3 separate regions of the Homo sapiens genome follow, and all the other regions are linked to region 1. A link is a contact called in ENCODE Hi-C or POLR2A ChIA-PET data. All regions are on one chromosome and are shown on one strand. Each heading gives the region's core, a stretch centred on a gene start or an enhancer-like site at or near the end of the contact. The rest is flanking DNA. Distances are from core to core; before and after follow the strand shown. Region 1 holds the start of ULK1 (unc-51 like autophagy activating kinase 1). Region 2 holds the start of NOC4L (nucleolar complex associated 4 homolog). Region 3 overlaps LOC105370087 (a long non-coding RNA gene).

Region 1 (4,622 bases), core at 987-3,486:
TTGCTGGCTCCCAGAGCCATGACGCATGTGCAGGCTGTGGTCCAGGCAGGAGGCTTCCAAACATGGAGAGGATGAGGAAAGAGGAGGAAGGGAGGGAGGAAAGCAGGGAGAAAAGGGGTGGGAAGAGGGCGGGAAAAGCAGCAGGAGGGATGGCCCAGCTCCAGGACACAGTGTGCCTGGGTTTCCAGGTACTCGCTGGACCTGGGCCCCCCCCACCCGGCACCTTGTGACAAGCCTCGGTCCCCAAGGCCACAGCAAAGCTCTGAGAGGCGGACGGAGGAGGCCACCAAAACACGGCCTGCCAGCCCTTCCCTCAGCCAGGGGCTGGGCCCTGGGCTCAGTAAACAGGTCACAGAGCCATTAGTCAGCACTTTGGCGGGGCGGATCTCCCGCCTCAGGTTCCTGGTCCCCAGGACGGCACCCTGGCTCCCACAGCCCCAGCCCTGCCTGCCCTGGGCCCCGGGACACGGAGGCAGCACGAAAGCCAGCTGGTCCCACCGCTTGCTTCTTGGGGCCAGCCGGGCCCGAGGTCATCTCCTTGGCCAGCCAGCGGCAGCCGCCTGTGCCCCGGCCCGGCCCTGACTGCCAGCGAGCAGGAGTCTCCGGCGGCCCCTCCCCCGCCCCGTCTGACGCAGAGCGAGGCCGGCCAATGCCGGCCGCAGGAGCAATGTCAACAAACACACGGCCTAGACAGGTGGGCCAGGCCGGCAGTGCTGCCAGGGCCAGCCGGGGACGCCGGACTCAGGCAGGGCCCCTAGGACTGACGCCCGGCGGGGAGGGGATGCCTGTTCAGGAGAACTCAGCCCTGCCCTGGGGCGCCCTGCGGCCCAGACACCCCCTCCCCGGTCTCACAGCTGGGGAAGTCACAGCAAGAGCCAGCACCAGCCCAGGCCTGGACCCAGGGTGGAGTCTCCAGGGGCCCAGTAGACCCCAGCCTGGACAGGCTCAACACCAGTGCTCACCAGGGGATCCAGCACCTGGGGCCACAGTCCCCCAGCCCGGTCCCCAGCAGACCGCAGCCCAGAGGCCTTACCTGGAAGTCGTACAGGGCCACGATGTTTTCATGTTTCAGTTCCTAGGACAGAAACCCAAGTTTGTTATCAGTGTGGGGAGGGGGGCTTGCCCACGCCCACGCCCACGCCCCCTCCCCCAGCACTGGCTCACCTTCAGGATTTTGATTTCCTTCCCCAGCAGCGTCTGAGACTTGGCGAGGTTCTTCTTGTTAATGCACTTGACGGCGACCTCCAAATCGTGCTTCTGAAAGCCAAACGTGCACCTTCAAGGCCAGGGCTGCCCCTCGCAGGCCTCCCCCAGACCCCAGTCCACACAGGTGGGGCCCTGAGATGATCCCGGTTGGGAATCCCGGGACTGGAAGGCCGAGTGGGGAGCCAGGTTGAGGATCGCGCTGGGGGTCCTGGGGTAGGGATCCAGCCTCGAAAGCCGGCTGTGGGACCAGGTTGCGGGGTGTCCCGGGGTGAGGGTTTGGACAGGAAAGTCGGGCTGGGGGTCTCGGAGTGAGGATCTGGGCTGGAAAGCCCGGCAGCGGATCTCGGGGCGGGAGTCTGAACTGGAAAGTCGGGCTGGGGGTCGCGGGGTGGGGATCCTGGGGTGGGGGTCGGCCTGGAAAGTCGAGTGGGGCTCTCGGGAGGCGTGGGGGGGTCCCGGGACAGGCGGGGAATCTCGGGGCGGGGATGCAGGGGCAGGGGATCCTGGGCGGGGGATCCCGGGCCGGACGGGGGCCTCACCTCGCGGTGGCGGCCCTTGAAGACCACCGCGAAGGCGCCGTGGCCGATCAGGTCCTTGCGGGAGAACTCGAACTTGCCCACGGTCTCTGTGCCGCCGCGGCCGGGCTCCATGGCGCAGGCGGGCCGGGGGCGCGGGGCGGGGGGTGGCGGGCCAAGGCGCGGGGGACTCAGGCGGAGGCGCGGGCCGGGGCGGGCGGGCCGGGGGCGCGGGGCCGGGGGCGCGGGGCCGGGCGAGGGCGCATCTCCGGGGCCGCGCGCCCCATCGGGCAGGCCGGGGCCGGGTCCCAGCCCCGCGGGCCAGGCGGGGTCCGAGGGTCGCGCTCCCTCCGGCGCCTGTGCCACGGCACTCTTCCCGGGCTGCTAATCCGAATCCGGATCCGACTCCGACTCCGACTCCGGCTCCAACTAGGGCCCGGGCTCGGCCCCAACGGAGAAACAAAAGAGCCGCGGCGCCCGGGCCTCAGAGCCTGAGACGCCCGCGCAGCCGCACTGCGCGCCGGGCCGGGAGGCGGGATGAGGGCGGGGCCTGCGGGACGGAGCGGCAGAGCCGGGCGTGACGAACAGACGGGGGGCGGGGAATGGGGCGGGGCCTGTCGGGGGGGTGGGCGGCTGGGCCGGGCCATTGCGGGGCCGGGTGGGCTGGGAGTGGGTGGGGCCAACAGCGGACCCGCCCCGGTGAGAGCAGAGAGGCGCGCTGACCCGGGAGCGGGCCACGGGGCTCAGTGTTGATTCCTTGCCCCACTCCCTTCCACGCCCCTTCCCCGCCCCTTCCCCGCCCCGCTTCTTCTCTGCTCCCCTCCCTCCTTTCCCCTCTCTCCGTCCTCCTCCCTCCTTTTCCCCTTCCCATCACCTCTCTCCCTCCCTGCCCCCTCCCTTCCGCCCCCTCCCATGCCTTCCCCCCCGCTCCCCTCCCGCCCCCACTGCCTGTTCTCCTCCCTCCTGTCCCCCCTCCCTGTTCCCCTCCCTCCCCTTCCCTGTTCCCCTCCTTCCCGCTCCCTGTTCCCCTTCTACAGGAGAATGGAGAACAGGCGTGGGAAATGTTCCCAAAACGGGGGACTGCGCAGAATTAATTCTTAGAAATAGAATGGCTGAGTTAGAGGTTAGGCATTTAAAGTTGAGTTCCATAATGCCAAATTGCAAAAAAAAAAAAAAAAATTGTAGACCAAAAAGTTGTCACCCAAACCAACGACATAGCCCATAAATCCGCTGGGGAGGAAAGGTTAGCTAGATGGGCTGCGCATCGGTCCTGTGGAACACTGCACAGAGGTAAATATACCTGTGCTCAAGGGTGAGTTCTCCAAAGATTATAATTAAGTAAAAGCAAAATATGGAACAGGGCACTGTACTGTCTGTCGTTTTAAGAAAGCGGTAGGATTGGGATGTGTGTGTGTGTGAAACGCCTGTAATGTGTACATGGTCGTTCCTAACTATAATGACAGCTAACTCATCACTTAGGCCAAGCAGCGCACTTTCCAGCGATTAGTGCATCCATTCAATGATTCCACGAGGCACTTGCTGTTATGTCCCTGTTTTACAGATGAGGAAATCAAGGCGGAGAAAAGTTGGAGAATGTGTCCAAAGTCACACCGCCGGCAGCCAAAAGAGCCCGGGGGCTCACTCACAGAAGACACAGCCAACAGCGATTGCTCTGGGAGAGAGGACCGGGGAAAAGTTAGTGCTGTTCACCGTACACGTTGCGCGCTAGTTGGAATGGCTTTCACCACGTGCAAGCACTGCTTTTGCAAATGCATGATTCTAAACAATGCTCACCAACCCAGCCTTCAGTACAGTCCTAAAGTAACAGCCCAGAAACACACACTTCAGCCAGGACCCTCCATGCTGCCTCCCAGAGCAGCCCAGCAGCTGGACAGCCTGATGCCCTGGGCTGGATCAGCAAGTCCTGGATGCCTTTTACCTGCACCCAGCTCATCCTCCAGGCCGCAGGACACACAGACTCCCGACCCTGGACTGGGGGCCAGAAGCCACCGAGCTGGAAGGGACAAGAGGTCTCCTGGCCCACCATGTTTGTTTTCCCAATAAAGAGGTTCCACAGTGCCCCGTAGTCAGCCATAGCATTCACTCACATCCTGGAGTGCCTGCTGCACACCGGCCTGCCCAGAGAGCACACGCTGCGAGGTAAGTGCTGCAGTTGACACAGTGAGAACAAGACCCGCCTGCAGGAGCTCCCAGCGCTTAGGGGTGGGGGACAAGAAGAGCAAAGATTGCACCACCCGTGGCAAAATTGCAAGAGAAAAATGAGTGAACAGGTGGCTACGTGCTGAGGTGATCAGGGCAGACCGTGAGGGCCGAGATTGCTAGAGATGGCGAAGCCTGTACTCCTGGAAAGTACTCAGGGAACCCCAGCCCAGCCCACCCTGGCCTGGAAAGCCAAGCTAACGGGGTCTTCACCCCAAACTCAAAGAAATACCCAGGAAGAGTTTAGGAGAGGGTGGGATGGCAAGATGGGATTTGCATTTGGAAACCGTTACTAGGCCCACCGAGGAAGGACATGTTTCTTTTTTGTTTTGTGCGGTCTTATTAAATTTTTTATTCTTTTTATAACTTTTAGGTTCAGTGGTGTGTGGACAGGTTTGTTATACAGGTAAATTATGTTTCACAGGGTTTGATGAACGGATTATTTCATCACCCAGGTAATAAGCAGAGTACCCGATAAGTAGTTTTTTGATCCTCTCTCCCTCCTCCCACCCTCCCACCCTCAAGTGGGACCTGGTGTCTCTTGTTCCCTTCTTTGTGTCCTATTTTCTTTTTTTTTTTTTTGAGACGGAGTCTCGCTCTTTCGCCCAGGCTGGAGTGCAGTGGCGCTATCTTGGCTCACTGCAAGCTCCGCCTCCCAGGTTCACGCCTTTCTCCTGCCTC
Region 2 (4,622 bases), core at 1,194-3,693, 250 kb before region 1:
AGGCTTGGAAGCTCTCATCTCGGGGTGGCAAACTCAGTGCTTTCAGGGCCCAGGCAAATGACACCACAAAGCAAAAGAGCCTCGTGCGGGATGACAGGAGCACACGGCTGTCTCAGAGCTGTCTCTGACTCTCCCTCCAGCCAATCGCAGCCATGAACAAACTTAGACCCCGTGTTGACAGAACTGATTATTTCTTTCTGAGAAGGTGGAAACTGGTTATTTTCACGTGGTATCTCCCCAACATTTAAAAGTCTGCAGCTCGGCTATAATTATAGACAGACGTGTTGGCGAGGATGTGGAGTATGGAACTCTCAAATGCTGCCAGGGGGAGGGTAAGATAGCGCAGCTACTATGGAAAACAGTCTTGTAGTTCCTCAGAACATTAAAAACACAGCTGCTGTGTGGCCTTGTAATTCCACTGATAAGGCATATTCAAGCAAAAGAAACATCACACAAGAGTTTGTACGCGAACGTTCACAGTCCGCTGTTCGTAACAGCCAAAGGTGGAAACGACGCAAATGCCCAGCAACCTACGAGCGGCTGAACGATACGTGCTGTGCTATACGACGCGCTGCTACTCAGCCACAAAGAGAACGAACTTCGAACACGCCGATGAGTGGAAGAAGCCACATACCGTATGATCCCCCTTATGAGGAGCGTCTAAAAAAAGCAAACCCATTGATCCAGGAAGTAACCACTGATCCAGGAGTGGCTGCCTGGGGCTGGGGGTGGAAAGGGGCGGGATATGGAAGCGATGGTAACTGGTACAGGATTTCTTTTCGGGGCGATAAAGATGTTCTGGGATAGCGGCAACCACTGCACAACACAGTAACAGATGCTAACTTCTCAGCTTTAAACGGTAAACTGTGCCTCAGTTATTCCTCACTACAGATTTTAAGAAAGCTCATAATGCATTCCCATGGCTGCAGACCACAGTGTGATCTGAGCAAACACATCTGTGGACTGGCACGAGGCTTGGTGTGCGTGCTCTATGCAAACACAGAGATCCCCGTGGATGCCACTGGAAATGAACACGGATTCTGCGTCTTCAATATTCACTACAGGACTCGATAGCCATGTTTCTGAATGGGACTGAACACCCACAGGGTGATGCTCCCATGAAGGAAGCAGCTTTGCCTGGACAATTGTGGGAGCCCCAGACCTCTGCTTTGTGGATAACCTGGGAGTTGGGGTGCAGGGGATGGACAAGGATGAGGCCAGCCCAATGACCCACCTTGACCTGAAAGGAGGGGTGGCCCAGGAGCTCTCCCAAGCGATTGCAGCAGCTGTGATAGCGGTGTCTCATCCACACCTTGTACTTCCGTGTGGCTCCCTGGGACCCTGCAGACAGGTTAGGGTGGTCAGCCCACGTGAGGCCCACATACGCCACCCTGGGCCCAGCCCAAAATCTCAGGCCTGGCTCCACCCTCCCATTGTCTTCTACTCAGCCTCCGCAGGTGGAAACAGGTCGCTAAGGCCCCCAGACCTGTGCTGAGACCAGCACATTCCCTGAGCCCTGCAAACAGGAAGAGCACCTCCTACCCCAGGACTGCCCCAGCCAAGCTGCCAGGAGCAGGATCCACATCCCCTCTCTTTACTCCAAGACCTGACGTCCCCAGGATGGGGACATAAAGGAAGCTCCGAGTTTAAGCGACCGTGTCAGGATCAGTCAACATCAAATTACAAAAGGGGTGCAAAGCACACAAAAAGTCGTACCTTGTCCAGTGTTCATCTACACTCAGCTGCAGGGCACCCATGTCACCCCTGCCCCAACGCCACCATCCATCTTCCACGGTGGGCTTGGTGCGTCCTCCCACCAGCCTGCACGGCCTGTGCCAGGGTTGGGGGCGCTCATCCCATGGTGACAAAGCCTCCCTCCGACCCACGGAAAGAGAAGAGCAGCCCCGGGGCCCTCCAGGGCTCACCTGTCATGACCATCTCCTCAGAGGGCAGCTGGCCCACAAACAGCTCTCCCCGCTCCAGCAAGGCCCCGAAAAGACGGCTGCACGTGCGGACTGCTTCCTGGATCTCCTCCTGGTCCTCAGACTGCAGGAGAGGCGGCGGCAGGGTGCCCGGCCGCCAACTGTCACCTTCGCCCCTGCCTAGGCTGCCCCCAACCCGTTCCCTTCCCCCTCGGGACGCCAGCCCCGTCACCCCCGACCCGTGACCCACACGCCTCCCACCCTGACCCCCCAACGCCGTCTCGGAACCTCCTGGGGACCTGCCGCCGCAGCCCCCCATTCAAGTCCCGCTCCCGTGCCGCGACTCCGGCCCTGCGACGCCGCCAGGCCCACCTGCAGCACGGCCAGGATGTCGAACACGGCGTTGGCCTCACTGCGGCTCGCCAGCACCGCCTCCAGCCGGCGGCCCAGAGCCCGGCGAACTCCCGCGGCGCCCGGCTCCCGCTCCATGCCGCCCCCAACACGGAACAACGCGGATTCTCAGCCGCCGGCGCTCCCGTGACGTCACCACTGCGCGTAGAACCCGACGTCATCTCTACGCGCCGTACCCCAACCCCATCTTTTGCGCGGAGCCCGAGTCGCAGGCGTGCCGCCGACGTCATCGCAGCGCGCCACGCCCGAGTCCCAGGCGTGCGGCTGGCCATGGCGCTGTTCTACGTCGCGCGGTACCCGGGCCCCGATGCGGCAGCTGCGGCGGGGCCGGAGGGCGCGGAGGCCGGGGCGCACGGCAGGGCCCGCGCGCTGCTCGAGCGGCTGCAGAGCCGGGCCCGCGAACGGCAGCAGCAGCGGGAGCCCGCGCAGACCGAGGCGGCTGCATCGACCGAGCCGGCGACCAGGAGGCGACGGCGGCCCCGGCGGCGGCGGCGGGTGAACGACGCGGAGCCGGGGAGCCCGGAGGCGCCGCAGGGAAAGCGACGGAAGGCGGACGGCGAGGACGCGGGCGCAGGTGGGCCGCGGGGCGAGCGGGCTCCCTCTGGGGCGCCGGCGACTCGGTGCTGACGCGCTGCCGGGTGGGTGTCTGCCTCGCAGAAAGCAACGAGGAGGCGCCAGGGGAGCCCAGCGCAGGGAGCAGCGAGGAGGCGCCAGGGGAGCCCAGCGCAGGGAGCAGCGAGGAGGCGCCGGGGGAGCGCAGCACCAGCGCCAGCGCCGAGGCGGCCCCAGATGGACCGGCCCTGGAGGAGGCGGCCGGACCCCTGGTCCCCGGCCTGGTGCTGGGGGGGTTCGGGAAGAGGAAGGCGCCGAAGGTGAGCCTCGGCGGGCGGGAGGGTGGTCGGCGTGAGAGGGTAGGCTGCGCGGATTCTTAAGTGCGGCGGTCGCCCCGGAAGATTTCGTTCAGCGAATGTTCCCGGGTCACAGCCGCGCCTCGCTGCCAGGTCTGCAGTTTCATCGCCTAGGGGTCTGGATCCTGCACGTGCAGAGCTCCCGTTTCCTCTGCTAGGCTTGCCCCTGTCCTCCCGCCGCGCCGCGCCAGTTCTGCAAGATGTGTTTGCGTGAACGTGCGGGGTTTCCTGCTGTGCGCTCACCGCCTCAGGAGTAAGTCAGAGGCCGTTCTGCAAGCTCCTGACCGTTGGTGTTTTTGCTTAGCACGTGTGGTTTTCGGTAAAGAGATTTCCGGCGAGACAGGTGAAGAAAGCGAGAAGTTTGACAGAGTGCTCGGGCACCTTAGGTAGGGCAGGTGGAGGAGGTTCTCTTTGAGTTGGGATGCAAAGACTTGAAGCCAGGTCAAGGTTGGGGGTTGGGGGTGCCAGGCAGAGGCCTCGAGGCAGGGACGCCGGCGTGGCTGGGGCAGGCGAGCGCCAGGTCACAGGACCTCCTGGCTGCGGGAGGGTGGGTGCCACTGTGGGTTGATGGGAGGCTACAGAGTGAGTTTGCTCAGGGAGTGGCATCTGCTTTTACTGTTTAACTTCTGAAGGCTGTATGGAAAGCGCATCCTGGGGCTGAGAAGGAGCTGAAGACGACAGAGGTTTCCCCAGCCTCCCTCCCCTAGCTTTTTCCACCGTGGGCTTCTGCGCGAGAGCCTGGAAAGCGCTCACCTGGCCTCTCTTTCTTTTTGATGGCAGGTCCAGCCTTTCCTGCCAAGGTGGCTGGCTGAGCCTAACTGTGTCAGAAGGAATGTCACCGAAGACCTGGTTCCTATCGAGGACATCCCTGACGTCCATCCTGACCTGCAGAAGCAGCTGCGGGCACACGGCATCTCGTCCTACTTTCCAGGTGCCCCAGCCCCGGGCAGGCAGCTGAGGGAACACCTCCCTGGGCACCCACACACAAGGCTGTGAGTGGCCGTGGGTCAGGCGTCCCTGCCACATCGGTGCCAAGTGTGGTCTCAGCACTCTCAAGCTCATGGTTCCCACTTGGGTCTCCTGAGGCTGGCGTTCCTCTGGGCCTTGGTGCCATCCCTCTGGGGAGCGGTTCCCAGGCCTCCAGCAGAGCAGCCCAGCCCAGAGGTCACAGGCAGGGAAGCGGCAGGCCTAGGCCTAGGCGTAAACACGACTTCTCTCTCGCCTTTCCTCATCCAGTCCAGGCAGCTGTGATTCCTGCCCTCCTGGAGAGCGCAGCCTGTGGGTTTCTGGTGGGCAGAGGTGGCTACCGGCCTAGCGACCTCTGTGTTTCTGCCCCAACAGGCAGTGGGAAGACACTGGCCTTCGTCATCCCTGTGGTGCA
Region 3 (4,622 bases), core at 1,032-3,531, 210 kb after region 1:
CATTCTACAGAGCAGGAAACGGACACGCGTGATTCCCATTGTACAGAGCAGTAAACAGACACGCCATGATTCCCATTCTATAGAGCAGGAAACGGACACGCGTGATTCCTTCCCATTGTACAGAGCAGTAAACAGACACGCCATGATTCCCATTCTATAGAGCAGGAAACGGACACACGTGATTCCCATTTTCTACAGAGCAGGAAACAGAGACGCCGTGATTCTCAATCTACAGAGCAGGAATCAGACACGCATGATTCCCATTCTACAGAGCAGGAGACGGACACGCCGTGATTCCCATTGTGCAGAGCAGGAGACGGACACGCCGTGATTCCCATTGTGCAGAGCAGGAAACAGGCACAGAAGGCTGGGTGGCATCCCCAGGGTAGTCGGGAGGGAGATGGAGAGCCAGGCTCACACTCAGGTGTCTGGGTCTGCTAAGATTCCTGCTGGCCACACAGTGACCTCAGTTTCGTAGTCACCATCCTCGATGTGAGCCCCACAAGGAGGACGCTACCTGCCGTCCCAGCCTCCCGCTGCGGATGGGAGAGGTTTGATAAAGAAGGAACCGGTCTCAGAGTCCCAGCCTGTGGGCTCTGCGGAGGGGATTAGAAATGGTGCTTCCAGAGTGCCTGAAAGGAGGGAAGCAGCTGCCAGTGCCATCGTCATTATCTACGTTGAGGATGACACAACACCCTTAATGATGCTGAGTGGCTGTTTCCAGACTCAGGGGCTCCCCGCCTTGCTCAGCTGAGCACCTGTCCCGGCTGCAGCCCATCCTCAGCCCTCGGCAGAGCTGGGGCCTGGGCAGCTCGGCCGTCTCCTTCCAGAGGAGCTCAGATATCCTCAGGTGCTGAGGGTCAGCCCAGGTCCCAGTGTGTCCCAGCCCTGGGCGTGGGTCCCCCCACATGAGTGCTGGAGTCAGACAGCATCCCCGCGGGTGGGAGGAGCCCTTCCCGGGCAGGACTGTGCCCTGTTGCAGCTCCATTTGGAGGGAGACTTAACATGTTCTGACACGCAATAGGCTTTCTCTTCAACCCTTTCAAGACTTGGGCATTGATTTTTCTCGTCTGCAGGCTGAAGGACTGGGCTCTGGAGAGGAGATGTAGAAATCGAGGTGGCGGCCGCTGACCCATCGGTGCAGGAGAGAAGCTCTGGAGCCCATGGGTGGGACGAAGGTGGTGGGGACGCAGAGCTGCCCCCAGGCCTGGGCCCAGCTCACCTCCTAGCGCCAGGCACGGCCCCACCCAGAAATCCACAGACAAAGACAGGGCTCTCCAGGGGAACGTGCTCACCCTAAGGGTGGTCCCGCTGAAGACTGGCACAGACTTGGCTTCTGTCCCACACCAGGTCCAGCCTGGACCGTTCCCAAGAGCAGAGGCTGGGAATGTCGGGAGCCAGGAAGTTCCAGGAGTGTCCCCAGGACCATCTGCCCAGTGTGGACAGAGACACAGCACACCAACAACATAACAACACAACACAACAGTTGTGTTACATACCAGACTCAGGGGCTCCTCACCTCGCTCAGCTGAGGACCTACCCTGGCCACAGCCCATCCTCAGCCCTGGGCCTGGGCAGCTCCACTGTCTCCTTCCAGACGAGCTCAGACATCCTCAGTTACAACCACACAACACCAGCACCACACCACAACATAACACAAAACAACACCGCACACCACACCATCAACAGCACTGCCTCAACAAGATAACACAACACCACAATACAACAGCAAGAACATATACAACCATACACACCACACACCACACCATGAAAACCCCAAAACAGCACCACACACCACAGCACACTACAACGTAACACAACATCAACATCAACAATATACACCACACACCACATCACCACACCAACAACATAACTCAAAACACCCCCACACACCACACCATGACATCACAACACAGCATCAACCACACAGCACACCACAATGTAACACAACATCAACAATATACACCACACACCACATCACCACACCAACAACATAACTCAAAACACCCCCACACACCACACCATGACATCACAACACAGCATCAACCACACAGCACACCACAATGTAACACATCAACATCAACAATATACACCACACACCACTTCACCACACCAACAATATAACTCAAAACGCCACCACACACCACACCACAACATAACAACACAGCATCAACCACACAGCACACCACAACGCCATGACAGCAGCACCACAACACAACACCCCATGTGGTTCTGTCACGTGCAGTCAAGGGTGCCCTAGCCCAGACGTGCTGGATGCTGGATGACAAGGAACTCGGTTACAGACGACAAGGACACTCCCAGCCTCGCTGGGGCTGAGCGCTTCCCTCCTGGGGCTCCCTCCACATCTGGTCCTGACCCCCCGTCGCCTCCTGGGGCAGAGCCTGGCCTCCCCTCCCCTCCCCTCCCCTCCCTTCCCTTCCCTTCCCCTCCCCTGCATTAGTCCAGTGGCTGCCTGGGGGAGGGGGGATCCCAGAGCCACCTGCCCATCCCCCCTGGAGGCCATGGAGTTGCTCCACCTTCCTCATCCCCCAGTCTGGGCCCCACCTCTTCCCTGCCCCATCCCCTGGAGGCCATGGGGTTGCTCCACCTTCCTCCCGCCCCAGTCTGGGCCCCACCTCTTCCCCGCCCCGTCCCCTGGAGGCCATGGGGTTGCTCCACCTTCCTCCCGCCCCAGTCTGGGCCCCACCTGTTCTCCTGCCTCCCCCGTCCTTTAGAAGCAGAGGAGGCCGTGAGGATCCAGCACCCACAAGTGAGCTCCGCGCTCCCTTCCCAGGGAGGGGAGGGGAACCCCCACCTGATGTCACCCTCTTTCAATGACTAGGCTTTTAGTGTGTGATTAAACCAGCGGGATTGAGCGATTGTTCTTGGGCAGTTTCTCGACTGTCACCCACGACTCTCCTGGTGTCCACTGCAACCATCTCAACACAGAAGCCCTAGCAGGTGCCGCGTGGCCCGTGTCTCGGGGACTGAGCCCAGGTGTGTGGGTTCAGGCTCTTGGTGGGAAGTGCCAGAGACGGACATCAGCAACTAATGCAGAAACTAACCCACAGGCAGGGCGCCGGGAGGTCCAGGCTTCGGGACACAGGCCCTTCTGAGCCTCCCTCCCCCACCCGAGGTTCGGCATCATCGTCACCACAGAGGCAGCCCCGGGTGCAGCAGGGACATTTATGTCCTAACCAGCAGGATAGAAGGGCATGTGGCTGCCTCGGATAAGTCAGGGCTCTCCCCGGAGAAGACGACAAGGACGTGTGGTGAGCACGTGCTCACGGCAGCGCCAGAGCCCAGCACTAGAGCCAGGTTCGCTCTGCTCTTCTCCATGGCGCTGAAGCACACCTTTGTGTCACCACGGTTTTCTGTGGTGTGACAAGTAATGTTTTCCTAAATACCCAAGTGCCACAGATTGGGAATGTTTTACTTTTTAATACATAAAAGGTCATTAGAGTAATTGACGGTAGGTGACTTCACCCTTGCTACATTCAGACGCGCTGTGTCACCAGATAGGAGGGTCTGGGGTCACAGCTGGCAGGACAAATGCCCAGCTCAGCTGTCCACAGTCAGGAGAGGGCAAACAGCTGGGGGCAGTTCTCTGTGGAGCATCAGAAACCCTGATGCCAATCAGCAGATGCCCGGGAATGTGTTGGCTCACATAGTGAAGAAATCTAGGTTATTCTAGCTGGTTTCAGGTATGGCTGTGTTCTGGCCTCTAGAGACATCTCCAGGACGTTCTCTCTCTCTCTCACTCCATCTCTCTCTCTCTGTCTCTCCCCTGCTCTCTTTCTCTCTCCTGGTCTCTCTCTCTCTCTCTCTCTTCCCGGCTCTCTCCTGCTCTCTTTTTTCCTATTTCTCCCCTGCTCTCACCTCTCTCCTTCTCTCTTTCCCCTGCTCTCTCCTCTCTCCTCTCTCTTTCTCTGGCTCTCTCTCTCTCTCCGCCGTGCTCTCTCCTGCTCTCTCTCTCTCTGGCTCTCAGCTCTTCCCTCCTGTGCTGCTTCCATCTCAGGCCCCACATGCTGTCCCCTGGGAGCCCCGGAATCCCCTCTGGCTGTGACCCCATCAATGCTGCAGCACCTCCCAGCTCACTTGTGCTTAAGAAAGAGCACAGTCCTTCCCCAGTAGCTTCTGCAGTGGTCCTGATCTTGCTCCGATGGGCCCTGATGAGGTCATGTGACCCATACCCCACAGAGTGCTGTCCTAGGGAGGATGTCTGTTTACTATGTGGGCCCCATCACGTGATTTACGTGTACAAAAAGGCGAGGGCCCCACCTGGCCCAAAGGGACAGAATGTGGGGAGGGGCAGCCCACAGGGAGAGCCAAGAGCACCAGGGGAGGCAGGGGAGGGGCTGGGGAGGAGCCTCGTGTCCGGGTGGTGAGTCCTTCACAGCAGAGCCGTCCATCCTGGTGTTCAGGGGCTGCCGTCTCTATTCACTCCCCGGTGGAACCTTTCTGGGCTTGTCGAGTCCGCATCAGCCCCCAGGAGTGTGTCTGCTGCACACTTGACCGGCATCCGTCATGCACATGCAGCAGAAGAAGGGCTGAAAGCCCTGGTCTGTTTCACACCTGAGTGAAAAATTAAGCCTTTTCATCCGTGAGGACTTTAGTCCTAG

What was found. A loop is a pair of places that touch in the nucleus more often than their neighbours do. ChIA-PET counts read pairs that join two places held with the same protein, here RNA polymerase II (POLR2A). Pooled maps may share reads with other maps.
Region 2: a map of ascending aorta shows a loop between it and region 1 (2.9-fold over the local background). The contact joins the promoter of NOC4L here to the promoter of ULK1 in region 1. A Hi-C loop is called at or near these places in 2 of 168 maps with a recorded cell type or tissue (aorta and ascending aorta), 4 of 37 single-sample maps with no recorded cell type and 16 of 50 pooled maps. POLR2A ChIA-PET finds 5 or more read pairs at or near these places in 1 of 52 experiments (activated CD8-positive, alpha-beta T cell).
Region 3: a loop to region 1 is called in a pooled map, with 11 times the contacts of the local background. The contact joins the enhancer-like site here to the promoter of ULK1 in region 1. A Hi-C loop is called at or near these places in 3 of 37 single-sample maps with no recorded cell type and 8 of 50 pooled maps.

What each region holds. Positions count from the first base shown.
Region 1 is chr12:131,892,236-131,896,857 of GRCh38, reverse strand. ULK1 (unc-51 like autophagy activating kinase 1) reads right to left here and starts at 2,236. Exons shown (of 28, transcript NM_003565.4): 1 at 1,746-2,236; 2 at 1,165-1,257; 3 at 1,034-1,075. The coding sequence starts at 1,856. LOC124903059 (a long non-coding RNA gene) reads left to right here and starts at 2,700. Exons shown (of 2, transcript XR_007063538.1): 1 at 2,700-3,011; 2 at 3,283-3,800. RefSeq lists an enhancer at 1-52 and silencers at 420-479, 510-569, 540-834, 1,977-2,486, 2,517-2,566 and 1 more.
Region 2 is chr12:132,142,278-132,146,899 of GRCh38, reverse strand. NOC4L (nucleolar complex associated 4 homolog) reads right to left here and starts at 2,443. Exons shown (of 15, transcript NM_024078.3): 1 at 2,295-2,443; 2 at 1,926-2,046; 3 at 1,235-1,341. The coding sequence starts at 2,411. DDX51 (DEAD-box helicase 51) reads left to right here and starts at 2,581. Exons shown (of 15, transcript NM_175066.4): 1 at 2,581-2,907; 2 at 2,991-3,205; 3 at 4,022-4,172; 4 at 4,478-4,622. The coding sequence starts at 2,604. RefSeq lists enhancers at 2,361-2,660, 3,590-4,495 and silencers at 2,671-2,720, 2,791-2,990.
Region 3 is chr12:131,680,355-131,684,976 of GRCh38, reverse strand. All of the region lies in intron 1 of LOC105370087 (a long non-coding RNA gene), which reads right to left. Among named protein-coding and RNA genes, the nearest start is that of SFSWAP, 28 kb to the left of the region's middle. RefSeq lists a silencer at 2,547-2,696. Within about 2 kb of position 2,281, at least 2 of the 41 ENCODE cell types and tissues checked have a DNase peak (open chromatin) inside an H3K27ac peak, as active enhancers do.